Regions from separate parts of the Homo sapiens genome. Here region 2 is linked to region 1. A link is an interaction called in ENCODE POLR2A ChIA-PET data of the cell type or tissue named here. Cell type or tissue: MCF 10A. All regions are shown on one strand. Region 1 overlaps DST (dystonin). Region 2 overlaps DST (dystonin).

Region 1 (8,000 bases):
TTTTCCTCTGGCAAAATATCACATCTGACTGCCCATGTGTGACAATCCCTACTTTCTTACATAATCCCCCTATTCTCCATTCAGAAAGTCACTAACTCTGTCTAATATACAATTTAAAACATTGTCCCAACTGCATAGGCAACCTGATAAATCCCATCTCAATTTTCCACTTCTGAATTTGAAATGTTCACTGCACATTATAAAGCCTTGTCAGGATGCTGTCCCAATACACCTCACAAAACCAGAGCATAAATAAAAGTATTAAATTGAATCATAACAGCTGGTATTTTTTTGAGAACAAATAATGTACCAAAAACTATACTAAGCAGTAAGAGTAAATTATTTCCTTCTTATTCTCATCACAACTCTATGGATTAGAGGTAATCTCTCCCATTCTTGGTAGGAAAATGAGGCTTGGCAATACTATGTCACTTGTGCAATGTTACACAATCAGAAATAAATAATATGGCAATGCTTACACAGAGAAGGTACTTCATATTTACAGCAATACATCTTCTCAGCCACAGAGGCTGACAAGGGTACTTTTATTCTAAGTGATGGGTGACATACTTAGAGCCAGAGAACTGAAGGCAATCAGTACAATTTGTCAGAAACATTTCTGAGCCAGGTTTTAATAAAAGTTAGATGGCTTGTAATTTTCAACTTCTCAGCAATAAAAGAATCTGAAGGGAAATAATCATATCAATATTCAACCAACACCATTACACTTTCCAGCTTTACCTCAATAGTTAACCGGGCTGGATGATTTTCTAGAAGTAGCTGCTCTGCTATCTCCTGAACTGATTTAATATTTTCTTCCTTTTGATCAAGTTCTCTCATTAATTCCTTCAAGAAATAATTAAGAAGTGTGTTAGAAAAATATATAAACCTAAAATGCAACCCTAGTATGCAAGTACAAAGGGTGTACTTACAGCATGATAATCTTTTTTCCTAGCTATGTTGGTGTTTCTCTCACTCCAGTCATAAGCAACTTCCTCCTCTTCTTTTTCATTCAACCAAATAAGTTCATTAGTCGCACGACTTACAAAATTATGGAGTGTATCAAGGTGCCGTTCTTGATTCCTGGATGTATTCTTTAGTAAGGAAAATCATCATAAGAATCATGTTTTTGCCAAATATAGATAAGGGAAACAGAAGGTTTAAAAAAAAAAACTTACCAAGAGTTTTGCATACTGACTCTCTAATCTGTGCAACTTTTCTGCATAAGTCAGTTTAAGAGGTGCTGTCATTTGAATCTATAACATGAGATTAAAAAGACACTCCAGTCAGGAATCTGAAGGAATTCTGACTCACACTTAATGTATCTATTATTGATTTACAGGGTCTTCATGTAAAAAGCAAAACAAGAGTAAACTAAAATGAAATATATACAAATTTTAAATTCACATACCTCACTGATTTTAGCTTCTTTGAGACTAGATTCAAATTCTTCAATAGCTCTATGAACATTTTTATGATTTTCTAAATGGCTTTCAACACTTGGCAAATCTGAGCCCCACTCAGTGCGGTCCAGTTGTACCTTCAGACAGTAAAATACTAAGTTTAAAAAAGAAATTGATAACAATAAAGACTGAAACACTCAGGTAAAGTAAACATTTTTTTACCTGCATCTCATCAACCCAATTCAAAAGATCCTGAACAAATTTCATATTGATTTCTTCTTCTGTTAAATTTTGATCCAGCAAAGAAGACTTTAGAAGGGGTTTTCGGATCTGCATCAACTTCAAAGTTTGCAATGAATTTGGCTCTACTCCTGAACTGAAATTTGGAACTAATCCTGATGGGAAACCAGGTGTATAAGCTGGAGTGACAGATGGAGTCAGGCGGGAAGTCATCCCTGATGACAGGCCAGAAGTCATACTAGAAGAGGTTAGGGAAGGTGTTAAACTCTGGGTCAGCCCTGAGGTCAGACTAGGGTGTAAGGTCTGTGCAAATCCTGAGTTTAAACTTTGAGTGATTCCTGATATCATGAGCTTTGTCTGTTCTGTTGTCAGTATGCGTCCTTTGCTGTACACAGAAGAACATTCGTTCCTTAAGGCCATAATTTCGTCACGCAGTTTTGCAACCCTGAAAAGAAAATCCAAAGGGATAAGGTGAAATATAAAGGCACTTGTAACAAAGAGTGAACTCTAATGTTAATTATAGGTTTTAGTTAATAATGATGTATCAATGTTGGCTTATCAGTTTTAGCAAATGTGCCACACTAATGCAAGATGTAAATAACAGGGGAAGAGGGAGGTATAAGGGAGCATATGGGAACTCTGTATTTTTCACTCAATTTTTCAGTATGCCTAAACGGCTCAAAAATACAAACAAGCAAAATGAGGAGGCAATTGAAATCACATTGCTAAAATTTTGCATCATGATTTTTTTCAATGAGCATTGTACTATGAGGACTTTCAATCTTATTTGTCTTTATAACTATGATTTATAATGAATACAATTACTATAGCATAATATGATCATTTTTACATTTATGTATATATTTTTCATATTTAGAATTACTATAGATTCCTAAAGGTGAAATTACTGAGTCAAAGGATCATTTAAAATTTTTGCATTTACATATTTATGCACAGAGAGAGAGAGAGAGAGAGAGAGAGAGAGAGAGGTTATAGCCTGAAATATTCCATACTTACCCCCATACACACACTTCTCAGTGATAAAGGTTTTTATACACGTATTTTCTTTCAAGATTTTGTTATGAACATTTTCATAATAGGATAAACAGAAAACTAAAAAGCTGAATTAAAAATGACACTTTTTGGCCAGGCATGGTGGCTCATGCCTATAATCACAGCATTTTGGGAGGCTGAGGCAGGTGGATCACTTAAGGTCAGGAGTACAAGACCAGCCTGGCAAACATGGCAAAACCCTGCCTCCACTAAAAATACAAAAAATTAGCCAGGTGTGGTGGCGGGTGCCTGTAATCCCAGCTACTAGGGAGGCTGAGACATGAGAATCGCCTGAACCCAGGAGGCAGAGGCTGCAGTGAGCCGAGATCACACCACTGCACTCCAGCCTGGGTGAGAGAGCAAAACTGCATCTCAAAGAACAAAAAACAGACACTTTTCTTAGATTTTTTTCTCTTTCAAACATCCCATGAATACTTTAAATGTATGTAAATGTATGCATGTAACTTACATCTATATCTAGGGTATTCATTTTAACGAGTTAGTTACTGCAGCAGTATTATACGCACCATAAAATATTTTTTCTATTGCTAATCTTTAAAAGACAAGTACCTACTTAAACACCAAAATATATAAAAATGTGACACACATTTTCAACTAAAAAACAGCAAAGAAATATATTTCATAAAATTTTCATACTCTACATTCCTATTTCAAATGCCCATGAAACAGTTACACAAAAAAAGGACAGAGAAAGAATAAGTAGCACTCTTACCTCTGTACCAATTGATCTGCCTGGTAGTATTTTCCATCAATAAGAATCTGTACATCAATTACATGCTGGCGTAAAAGGTTCTCACATTCAAGTATATACCCAGCAATTTCTGCTTCATTCTGAAACTGCACTCCTGATTCTAATCTTTTAGAATCCTGTATTTTAAAAGAACTCAGTATTAATTCTGTGAAACAAGTTTCAAAACAACCTGAAATATAAAACATCAAATATTGGAACAGAAGCCTACTTGGGCTTTCTTTAGTTTTCCTTGTTGGTTCAAAAATATGTTTTCCCTCTTCTTGTCTCTCAAGAGAGCAAACACCAATCATAATCTTTAACAAACTTTAAGTTTCAGTGGAGAGTATTACGAAGAATCAACCAAACATTATGTAAAAGTTTTAGTTCATCCAAACGCACAGTGACTCCTCTACCACAACCCCAATGGCTCCTAAAATTAACTTACAGACTGAAGAGCATTTCCAGCAAGAATCAGTTTGTCTTCACAGATGACACTGTCCCTCTGAACTCTGTTGGCAATCTGTTGCAACATTTCTAACCTAAAAGATGAGACAAAATAAAATAAAGCTTCTCCCTTTGAAGTCAAAGAGCTCACCATTCCTGAAAAGTGCTGCCCATCAAAAAGTAAAACACAATCCCACACCAATGATTCAATACCTGTGTCCATCAAAGGATTCACTGCCGAAGCTAATGCAAGAGTTGATCAGTGTTGGACCACAATGAACCAAGAGAAGATTTTCATTTGAATCAAGACTGGTTCGAGTGCTGGTAGTGTTACTAAACACAGAATCACTGCTACGGTAACTATAACTACTACTGTGCATTTTTATTCCTGAAACGATGTTCTTTCTTTCACCTTTCAAAGTAGACTAAAAGGTAGGAGGTCTGGAAAAAGCTCTACTTCTAACGGTGAAAAGTGGCAGCTGAATATTACAGCTTTTAGTGGCTCCTTAAATATGCTTCAACATGCATATGCAACACACAGCAAATAATATGCTGATAACTATTCAAAAGAATCTAGCCTAAAGCCATTCGTTTGCTAGCTGAGGTTTGCCTTTTGTAGCTTGTATTAAAACCCTACAAGTATGAACAAAGCAGGCAGATTGGGCGTCACTGGAAAGGATATGCCAAATATTTGCACTAAGAGTCATCCAATTGCAACCACCTAAAAAACAACTCAGATGCCTCACAGATGTCCAGGACAACTAGTAAAGATTATTCTGGCAATACCAATCATTAGCTAAAAGAACACAAATATCCAATCATAGTCTGACTTCTGCAAAAGACCAGGTCTGTGCTGAATAATGTAAGGAAGGCAAACAGCTAGAAATTATGAAGTACCTATAAACAAATGAATTTGATGAGAAGCAAAGTACGCTTCCATTTTAACCACCATGTCATTTGTTTATTAGGTTAAATTAATGGAAAAAGTATCCATTTACCTTTCTTTATATGACACGCTCCCAGTAATGTTACTTCTAAACCTACTATAAAGTGCCAAGTAGAATACTGATGCAATGCTTACAAATTTAATTTGTCTGTGCTTGTTTTTCCATTCTATAGGATATTACATGGCATAAGAACACTGGCTCTTTCCCATTTGTTTTTCATACACTTCCATGCCACATAGCTATTACTCGCAATACATAGACAATGCCAAAAAATTCGCATGAAGAAACATGAAGGCATTTATCCAACCAGCCTCCTAAATATTTTCCTACCTCCAATAATACTGTTACTTCTCCACTCTAAGAATAGATATTTTTCTTTTCAGGGGTCAAGAAAGGGGAAATTTGAGAGTGCCACACCAATTGCTTCTTGGCCTTTTGGCTAAGATCAAGTGTGAGAGTGCCACATCAAATATAGTGAGTGAACAGAATAGCTCAAAACAATAACAGTGGCACCTGGCATTTATTAAGTAATTATTATGTGCAAGAAATTAATCATTTTAGATACATAACTCATCTCATACTCATAACCACCCAATGTAGTAGGCACTATTACATCCTGTTTACAAATGAAGAAACTGAGGCTTAGACGGTTAAAGAACTTGTCTAACATCATACAACTTTGCAGGCTGAGCTAATAATCTAATTTAAAATTGAGTGGCTTCTAGGCCCTGAACTCTCAACCACTCTCTGCTTTCTTTTATGAACATATCTTAAAATTCAGCTACTGTTCTGATGACTAAAAATCTACTCTGTATCCTCTGGAATACTTTTCCATTATTTCAAATGATTAACATAGTATCTCATTTCAATCACTCAAATTACCTTTTCCGTAAAAGCTGCATCCTGTATATTTATGGCTTGTTTTGGTTTTAATAATCCAGTTATGTACACATATTATTATACTTTAACATAAATGTAATCAGTAATTTAATAAAGGACTGACAGGTTAGACATGCTCTCATATATTTATTTTATGCATTATTTCACAACGTTGAATCCTGAAGTCAATGTGTAAGGCACAGAGAACATGACAATACTGAGCACCTCTAATGTTGTGTCAGGCGCTGTGTAAAGCACTGGCAACGCAAGGGACAGAAAAAAAACAAGGGTTTCTCTCCACATTCTTGGAGCTCATATCTGTGGAATAGGCAAGACTTAAGCAATCACCGAAATAAATATAAAAATACAACCAAGATAAGCACTATGAAGGAACAATACATGGAAACATGAGAGTTCTAAGCAAGATATCTGAACTAGCCTAGGGAACCATGGAAAGTTTCTCGAGAAAATAATGTTGGAGCTGAGATCTGAGAATGTTTAGGTGTAAGGCAGCCAGTGTGGCTACTGTGCAGAGAGCAAGGGGGCTGGAGAGGTGTGTCTGGCCACACAGGCCTTACCCTGTAATATGGTTTGCCTGTGTCCCCACCCAAATCTCATCTTGAATTGTAATAATCCTCATGTGTCAAGTGTGGGGCCAGGTGGAGATAACTGAATCACGGGGGCGATTTCCCCCATACTGTTCTCATGGTAATGAATAAGTCTCAAGAGATCTGACGGTTTTGTAAATGGGAGTTCCCCTGCACAAGCTCTTGCCTGCTGACATGTAAGATGTGACTTTGCTCCTCATTCGCCTTCCACCATGATTGTGAGGCCTCTCCAGTCATATGTAACTGTGAGTCAATTAAACCTCTTTCCTTTATAAATTACCCAGTCTCAGATATGTCTTTATTAGCAGCGTGAGAATGGACTAATACACCCTGCAAGGTCTAGGTCCTATAGACTTCATGGCTAATGAGGAACACAGATCACAATTCCCAGGTACCAGGTTAAGACTGTAAGGGAGACAAATTCATCCAACAAGCATTTCCTGAAGACTAAATGGTACCTTCCTGGGCAACTGGATGTAGTGAGAGACAAAATGACAGAGAACTAGTGATGATTTCATGGAGTAAATCCACTTGTAGAAGCGTGGCAGAAAGGGAACCTGAACTAACATTTACTGAGTGTGTTCTAGACGCCATCCAACACCCTTTAAATGAAGGCAAGCTAGATTTTGGTTTCCAATGCCCCTTGGAAAGAGAACTATAGCAAAAAAATGTAATAAGAAATAAAATCAGCTGTTGTCCTATAAGCTTTTAGATCCAGGCCCTGGTGACTTAAGGTCAATATGAGAAATTACAAGTAATTTTGACTGGTTTTAAAACTGTAAAGCCTTATTAGATGAGACTTCACATACCAATCCAGCCTAGCCGGTCATTTATATACATTACTTCACTGATTGCCTCCTTAAAATCTCTTAGAAGAGTTTCTAGGTAAGAAAATGGAGGATCAAAAGGATTAAGAGACTTATCCAAGGCCAAGTAAACAGAGGTTTAACTTAAGTTCTTTCACAAGAACACAAAGGCCCCCTCCCCACTTGATATTCATGGCAGAAAACACCTCTGGCCTACCTTTCTACTTCTGGACGAAGGGCCTTCTCTCTCTCTAGCATGGCAATAATGAGTTTCCCCCACTCTTTTTCTATGTCATTTGGATGATAACCTTGAAGGAGCTTGATGCGTCCAAATTCTATCCAAATCTTGAGAAAACAAAAAACTTTAATGTGAAGCAAAAATGAAAACAAAACAAAACAAAGACTATGCTTGACAATACAAAGCAAATTTGAGCTTACCTCTAATAATTTATATAGACGTTTAATTTTTGATTTTTCTGTCTCCTTTGGTGGAATTTCTGTTTCTTTAAACTGTAAATACTGATTATAAAGTGCCTAAAATAAAAAGGACAAGAAATTAAGGACCAAACTTAAAAGATCTGTTTTCATGATCTCACTAAGCCACCACTTCAAGTGTTATGTACTGTATCATATGCAGTCAGTGGAATTCCTTTGTTAAACCGACACTCAAAGACAATACCAATTTCCAGCCAGCTGGTGACGTGGGTTATCTAAAATTTGATGAGGGTGTAATTATTGATGTGAGCCATGATTTAGTGCCACAGGGGGATCTGGATAATAATAAACCATTCAGTGTTTACTAGTGCTCTACTAAAAATCTCTCATCCTCCAAACAAGAAAACATACCCTTTAAAAGATGCACTTCCCAA
Region 2 (8,000 bases), 71 kb after region 1:
TAATAAGAGTGCCACCTCTTGAAGCCTGTAATCTGAAATGAAAGAAATTTAGGCAAGAAATTGCAGTATAAAATAAATGCATTCAGAGAACACTCAGGAAGCTATGAGGAGCTTAACCCAGTCTGAGGTCTTCCCAGCAAAGAAGATGGGAATGTTGCAGGTGGAGGGAGGAGCAAGAACAAAGGAAAAAGGCAAGGACACACAAAACTACATATGAGTTGCAAGGAAGGAAAGCAGTGGTGAAGTCAATGAAGCATGAGGTGGAAGATGAGGCTGGAACGATGCGCCGGTGGACATAGAGGCTTTATATCCCAGGTTAAGAAGCTTGAACTTTTCCTACACAAAGAAAACTACGAATTTTAAACAGAATGAGGCCATAATATCTCTGACCAATATAAAAGCTTCCCTGTAAACTATTATCTTAAGCAAAAACAAATCAATCACAGGTAAAATCAAGAGCCCAATCTGTACACAATAATAGAGGAAAGGTCCCTCAGGAAAAAAAGGAAACTGGAAGAGTCATTCCATTAATGAACCTTGGGTAAAATGCAGGCATCCTAGTGAGCTCTGCAGTAGGGAGCAAAACATCAGCCACATAAAGGGTTCACAGTCCGCTCTTAAAGAAGTTCTATATCTAAAGGATACAGTATTCTGGAAAACAATCAGCTATCTTTAGAAAGAAACATAAATAATAAAAGAAGGCTTGTCCCAAATGAGATCGCCTCACTGGCTTATACTAACTGGGTGACGAGAAGAAGGATAGTTTGCTTTAGTGAAAATTATAAATTAAAATATTTTTCAATGCAATTTTTTTACATCAAACAAGTACGTTCATAAAAAATTAGCTGTCAGGTTCTCCTGGGAGAGTTCCTTAGACAGCCTACTTGAAAAAATAGAGGTAACATAAATATCAATATATTAACATATTAATTATTGATAAGAAAATTAATGCTTTTAAAATACACACAAAAAATGCTCAAAAACATTGTATTATCTTAGGTAGCTGCCTTATCTAAAGTTGTTTTTTCATTACAAATTTATTTCAGTACTACTTCTTCAGGAGTTGTGAAAGAATAAAACTACAATTCATATTCTACCTAAATTATTATAAATTCGAAATTGGTGCAGTTAAGTCAAACAGGGAAATATCCTTATTTGGCATGATAAAAAGGCGGTTATGGTTTTTTAAGGTACTACGTTAAGTCAACATTAAGGCCACATAGAATTCATCTCCTTTAGGTTATTTTTAAACTATGAAATAAAGGTATTAGTTACACATCTTAAGGTATTAATGGATAAAATAATAGAGAGTTTTTTTTTTAATCCACATTGGTACTAGGTGGTACAAATAATGTGTCTACTTCTTTGGACCTGATTCACTCCTTCACAAAGAAGGCTTCTCTTTTTAGCTTTTGGGTAGACAATCTATAATCAATTAAAATGCAAAAACTGAATGGCCTTTCCTAGTCTTTCACCACAAGGTGGAACTAGGTAGTTAAATAAAATAAAAACATTTATTAATATATTACAGATAAACACTTTAAGATTTGGGGTATTTTAGTCACTGTTTCACCTAGGTATTTTTTATTCTCTTCTATACAGTTTCGCCATGGTTGCAGTAACCTTTTTAAAAGGCTATTTCAATTTTTAAATATTTTTAAATAGGTAACTTTTCTGTAACAGTCTGAGGTTAGGGTTGGTTGGTTCTGGTTTGGTTTGAGTTTAGGTCTCTATCTTTCCTATCTTCCCTTTTATTATCAAGAAAACAGATAAAAAATCTATTTTTGCTCACATTTTCCCCTGAACCTGTAGATTTTTCATCTCTTGCATAGCTGTACAGATCTTGGTGTGGGGTAATTATAATGTAATGTAACTGAAAGGGAGAAATAAATTCAGAAATCAATATACTCTGCATAGTATATCTTTTTTGGTATCTGTCCAGTTCCTTGGACAGATTATTAAAGATGTATTCTTGACAAACTCCACACTACAATGTCTAACAAACGAGCGTCGGCTTGTAAAGGCATCAGCATTACCCATTCCACATATGAGAGAGAGAAGAACAGCTAATAAATATTATTGTGCAATCTTTTAAAAATAGGAGGAGGTGGCCGGGCGCGGTGGCTCACGCCTGTAATCCCAGCACTTTGGGAGGCCGAGGCGGGCGGATCACGAGGTCAGGAGATCGAGACCATCCCGGCTAAAACGGTGAAACCCCGTCTCTACTAAAAATACAAAAAATTAGCCGGGCGTAGTGGCGGGCGCCTGTAGTCCCAGCTACTCGGGAGGCTGAGGCAGGAGAATGGCGTGAACCCGGGAGGCGGAGCTTGCAGTGAGCCGAGATCCCGCCACTGCACTCCAGCCTGGGCGACAGAGCGAGACTCCGTCTCAAAAAAAAAAAAAAAATAGGAGGAGGTATTTTAGATAAGACTAAGGATGCTTCTTTCCAGTATTCTGTCTGTTTGGCAGGAGAATATGGGCATTACCTTTTACAGGTTTTTCAAATATCCTCCTAGCTCATTACTTATATAAATCTTTCTTTAAACTCTTTTTCACCTTAAAAAAATCATGGTAAGTACTACTATGTCAAGAGCAATTTTTAACACCAGCATAAGGAAAAGAGGAGAAACCAATCCATATCCTTACTATGCTCACCTTTTTCCTACTCCTCCTACTTTCTCATAATTTGGGCAAAAGAAAGAAAAAGCTGGGAAAGCAAGGGTCATTATCACTTAACGTGTCTAAGGAGAAAACCTAATCAAGGAAACAAAATTTTGATGGAAATAAGTGAAAATGTGTGGTTGTAATATAAAGACAAATAATGACAACGAAGTAGAATGCTATTATAATACTAATAGCTAATTAGACATAGTTCATCTGTGTGCCATGACTTAAAAAATATAACTAGGTGTAACAAAGTCTGCTTGACACAGGTAGTCTATAATGACACCATTACAGTCTTATTCTTTACCACCACTGTTTTAAAGAGATTCCACTATATTTTTAAATTCCAGCTTTTACTGAAAAGCTTTTAAAACAGAATTGTAAATACTTTAAAATAAAAATCATGCAAAGGTTATTTTAAATAATTTTAAATTAGTTTTATTTAAATTTATATCATGATCAAAATTCACACTAGTTCAAAAAATGTGTATTTCCTCATCAAATCCTCCCAGCTAATGACTCTCTTGTAACGTTATACCAAATTCATAAATCAGATTCAAATTGATCATTATAAATTTAGAGATGTATTCAAGTAAAAGCATTCTGTCTTTGAAACAACAACAAAAAAAGAGAGCTCCTGGGACAGATACAGCAACCTCTCAAGTCATGTGCTTCTAACACAAGGTCACTTTACCAGACTGACTTTCTCTTTATACCTACCTATCATTGGTTTTAAAGAAATCTTAATCATGGTTGGTGATAAGATGGAATAACATGTAGGGGAGTAGCACTGCAGTGCAGGGCATGGTATGATTCCAGGTAAAAGGCAGTCTGAAGACCCTGGGCAGCTGGTGAGTGGGAAGAGAAGCATCAGAAAAGGAATATAAGGATGTGACAAATAAAAATTTCAACTACTTTGCAATTCTGATTAAAGTGCTGGTTGTGGCAACTACCCTGAATACTTCTGAGCTGAATCATCTCTTTTGGGGCTTTTGTCAAATGAGCTATAGGTTGTCAATGCCTGACCTATAATCTCAACACACACACACACACAATCAAAGAACTACCTGAACCTCAAAAATTAACTTCATCTACTTCCTGGATAATGTCTTACATGGCTCTATCCTTAACCGAACAGTGAGCCACTTGCTGGAATGGTTACAATATGAGTCAGGCTGCAGACTCGAGAGGAAGCAAGGTCCTCATAGAGCGGGGTTAGTGCTGGGCAAGTAACAGAATCCACTGGTAGATACAGCTCCAGGAAAGGTGCAGCCAGCCAGGAGTGCAGACACCTTCTGGTCATGCCATCATGGGCACTTCCCGGTGTCCCTTTCAGAGCATTATTTCCTAAGGTGAGAGATTAGGATAGGCATGACACAAGTGGTTGCTTCATCTCTTTTTTTCAAGTCTCAAGGACTGGAAAATCTAGGGGTCTCTTCATAGCATATTTTATAGTTTTAAGGCTTTGACGATACTCTGATACTTTCAGATACTTTATATGCAAACTAATTCACTCCTCTTTAAACATAAGCTCATTTCCTTGGGTCCTTGAAAATAAACAACTGAGAGCAACTGGTTGCATCCTCTTCATTAAACCTTTGAAATAACCCAGGATTATGATCAAGACAACTGACAAAAGGAGAGGAACACTAAAACTATTTTTAAAGACACCCCCAGATGATGAGATACCACTGCCACTGCTACAATCCGTTCTGATGCTTAACACCTCTTCCCTGTCAAAGAATGTTTCCTTAAATCCAGATGACACTCCATGTCCCCAGTACCACGATTCATATTTTTCTAAAATAAAACCACCCAAAATCATATCTGGGGAACTGATATGTTTGGAATGGAATTATAAATACAGGTTTATTCTTTTAATTACTTAATTAAAAATTTGACAGATGCTATATACACTCCTGTTAAATTAATCTCTGCAACAGAAATATACTTTCTGTAGGAGGATTAAAAGTTTCAAAGTGATCACTTCCTAAATGACATCATAAGTCTGCCAAACTTTCAGATTCTAGTCTACTCAACAGAGATCTCCGGACCACAGATGCTTAAAAACTAGTTTTCCCAGTTGTAAAAGCCCAGTGTCACAGAAGAGGTACTGCACTGATGTCTCTTACTAAAGCTGAAATCTAAGTGGAAGTTATTTTCTCTCCAGCCCCTGTCTGAGCACACTCCCTTTTAAAGTGACAAGTTTCACCAAGAGCAGGCTAGAGCCAGGTAACACCTAGCAAATCAGGGGCCACACTTCTGAAAGTGAACCACATAACAGCTATGGGTTTACTGGAAGATGCTCAGGTCCCAGTGCCCTAACTAGAGCTTCATGTCCATTCCTGATGGCTAAGAGAGATTTTGAAACAAAATGTCTCCTGAATATTTGAGGTCACATTCTAAAACCTCTGCTGTGATATTTCTCTATTGATAACTCCTCCTCTAGTTACTGAAATCTTACTTTTCCTACTAGGTCAAATTCTAACGTCATCCAGGCAGTGATGGTTTCCTTCTTCTGCACTCCCATATTCTTTGGATTATACCAGTACACCAATCATCATTTTACTTATAGTTTTATGTAGACAATATACATAAATGTATTAATAATTTCCTTAAGAAGAAAGGGCCCTGTCTTTGGTCCTCACTGCAAATGCTTAATGTCTGACACAGTGCCTTTCATATAGTAGATATTCAAAGAACTTTTGTTGAATAAACAAAAGATTAGTCACCTACACTTTGCATTTGACCTTAGCCATGCACTCAGCTGTGGGCTCTTGAATGCCTGCCGGATCACAGGGAAAAAAACAGAAACTCAGGAAATGGATTCACAAATCCCATCAAATGACTTCCTAGCAGGGGATTTGTGTTTGCCCCAAGGCCCATCATGGCATCTATCGGAGTTAGTGCCTGGCATCATGTTCTGCCACACAGTTGGAGTTAAGTAAATTGCTTCTGAATGACTAACACATTGAAGAGAAATGTCCACTTCTGCATGCCAAGCCTCCTAAGTATTTCCCCTATTAAGGAGCACAGAATGACACCTCCAAAGTATGGTGCTTTGGCATGCTGAGCACTTTGAAGAGAAGAAATTGGAAGTCTTTAGAAGTTGCCTAACTTTCTAACCTTCTCTTGTTTCTCTCCCACTCCTCACCAAGCGCAAAGAGGGAGGATCTCTAGAATTTCCTTAGCTGACTAGGGAAATTTCTGTCCAAAAGAAATGCAATTGCCTTAAGACCTCTCTCTAGCAGTTACATCAAATAGCCAGGAAAGATTAACCACAGAAAAGAGAAGAGATTAAAAGTCATCACCATGCCCAGACAGACTTTTCATCTATTCTTCTCAGGGCAGCTCAGAGAGATTACCTAAAAGACTTTATCTGAATAATAAGACAAATGAAGTTCTGCCCCTCACCTTCCCAGCAGCTTCCCCAGAGCTCAGAGGAACTTTGTACCCAGGCCATTGTTCTTTAAGCTCATTCATTTCCCCTGAAAATCATTTATTGCCCCTCTAAAATTTCCTATACGCCCCCCTTCCCTCTCCCCTGTGAAGAGGGTACATAAGCCCTAACCATCTGGCCCTTCTTTGAGTCTCATATTTGAAGGACTTCCAAGTCTACGCATTCGTAAATAAATCTGTATGCCTTTTTCTCCTATGAATCTGTCTGTTGTCAGCATTTCAGCAAATCTTCAAAGAGGGCAAAAAGGAAGCTTGCCCTCCACCCCTAAAACTCTTATCCATCTAAATTAGTCTGGTAAATGACTGGCTGGAAAGTGTCTAGATAAATCAAATTTCAAGACTGAATAATGAATCGTAAAACAAAACACTTTCAATAAAAATAGATATATAGATCAATGGAACAGAACAGAGAGTCCAGAAATAGACCTGTACATTTATGGACAACTGGTGTTTGACAAAAGAACAAAGGCAATTCAGTGGAGAAAGGATAGCCTTTTCAACAAATGATGCTGGGAAACTGAATATCCTTACGCAAAATCATTTGCTTGAACCTTTTCCACAAAATGAATCATAGACTTAGATGTAACAGCTAAAGCTACACAATTGTTAGATAAAATCATGGCAGTAAATCTTTATGACCTTGGGTCAGGCAAAGATTTCTTATGTATGATACCAAAAGCATACATTATTTTTTAAAAACTTAACAATACGAGCATTTAAACCCAATCTAAAAATAGGCAAAGAGAACCGGGGGGATGGCTCACAACTGTAATCCCAGCTACTCATGAAACTGCCTTTGTGAAAATTACTTGAGTAAGAAAATTATGGTAGTGAAAGAGATCAGATCTAACCAACCCCACCAAACTGGGCAGTCCAGCCTTCAAACTGCCCTTAATTATTGGGAGACATTTAGTTTATAATTTAAATCAGTGGCCCACTACATTTTTGGCACCAGGGACTGGTTTCATGGGAGACAATTTTTCCACAGACCAGGGTCAGGGTGGTGGGGATGGTTTCAGGATGAAACTTTCACCTCAGATCATCAGGTGTTCGATTCTTATAACAAGCATGCAACCGACCGGGTGCGGTGGCTCACGCCTGTAATCCCAGCACCTTGGGAGGCCAAGGCGGGCGGATCACGAGGTCAGGAGATCCAGACCATCCTGGCTAACACGGTGAAACCCCATCTCTACTAAAAAAATACAAAAAATTAGCTGGGCGTGGTAGCAGGCGCCTGTAGTCCCAGCTACTCAGGAGGCTGAGGCAGAAGAATGGCGTGAACCCGGTAGGCAGAGCTTGCAGTGAGCCGAGATCGTGCCACTGCACTCCAGCCTGTGCAACAGAGCGAGACTCCGTCTCAAATAAATAAATAAATAAATAAATAAATAAATAAATAAATAAGCATGCAACCTACATCCCTGGCAAGCACAGTTCACAATAGGGTTCACACTCTTATGAGAATCTAATGGCACTGCTGATCTGACAGGAGGTGGAGCTCAGGTGATAATGCTTGTTCACTGGCCACTCACCTCCTGCTGTAACAGGCCACAGACAGAAACTGGTCTGTGGCCCAGGGGTTGGAAACCCCTGGTTTAAATGATAATAGCCATTCCCCCAAATTCAACTAACTGCCTTTGTAAAGCTAATGAGAGACCACCAGACTAAGGGATGAGAGGAGTCTAAATTCTGCTAAGGTACAGACATAAATGGTTACCCATCATTATTCCAGAGGTCGTAAGATATGCAGCTTCCCCAATTACTCCTGCAGATAGCATCACTATTGCAGAAGCTAATATGGCCTTTTGAGATGTCTTTTCAGGTTTTTTGCATATCTGACAACTGCTGGCTCCACCTGAACCCACCAATTACTATTTTGG

What was found. ChIA-PET counts read pairs that join two places held together with the same protein. Peaks named below come from ENCODE experiments on the same cell type or tissue, not always from the same donor. Only the 100,000 strongest peaks of a DNase experiment are listed, where the experiment ranks them.
Region 2: POLR2A ChIA-PET joins it to region 1 with 13 read pairs; 4 of 35 experiments call an interaction of 5 or more read pairs at or near these places.

The regions. Positions count from the first base shown.
Region 1 is chr6:56,638,518-56,646,517 of GRCh38, forward strand. It overlaps DST (dystonin), which reads right to left. Exons shown (of 104, transcript NM_001374736.1): 14 at 7,570-7,665; 15 at 7,349-7,476; 16 at 3,893-3,986; 17 at 3,430-3,584; 18 at 1,626-2,088; 19 at 1,412-1,540; 20 at 1,179-1,256; 21 at 933-1,094; 22 at 742-846. Among named protein-coding and RNA genes, the nearest start is that of DST-AS1, 200 kb to the right of the region's middle. In MCF 10A, no CTCF peak of the experiment used is centred here; DNase peaks (open chromatin) are centred at 2,054 and 4,544.
Region 2 is chr6:56,709,701-56,717,700 of GRCh38, forward strand. The region is part of intron 5 of DST (dystonin); the gene reads right to left. Among named protein-coding and RNA genes, the nearest start is that of DST-AS1, 130 kb to the right of the region's middle. RefSeq lists enhancers at 4,721-4,770, 4,936-5,496, 5,497-6,058, 7,261-7,801. In MCF 10A, CTCF peaks have their summits at 1,499 (motif pointing right) and 1,701; DNase peaks (open chromatin) are centred at 3,851 and 5,521.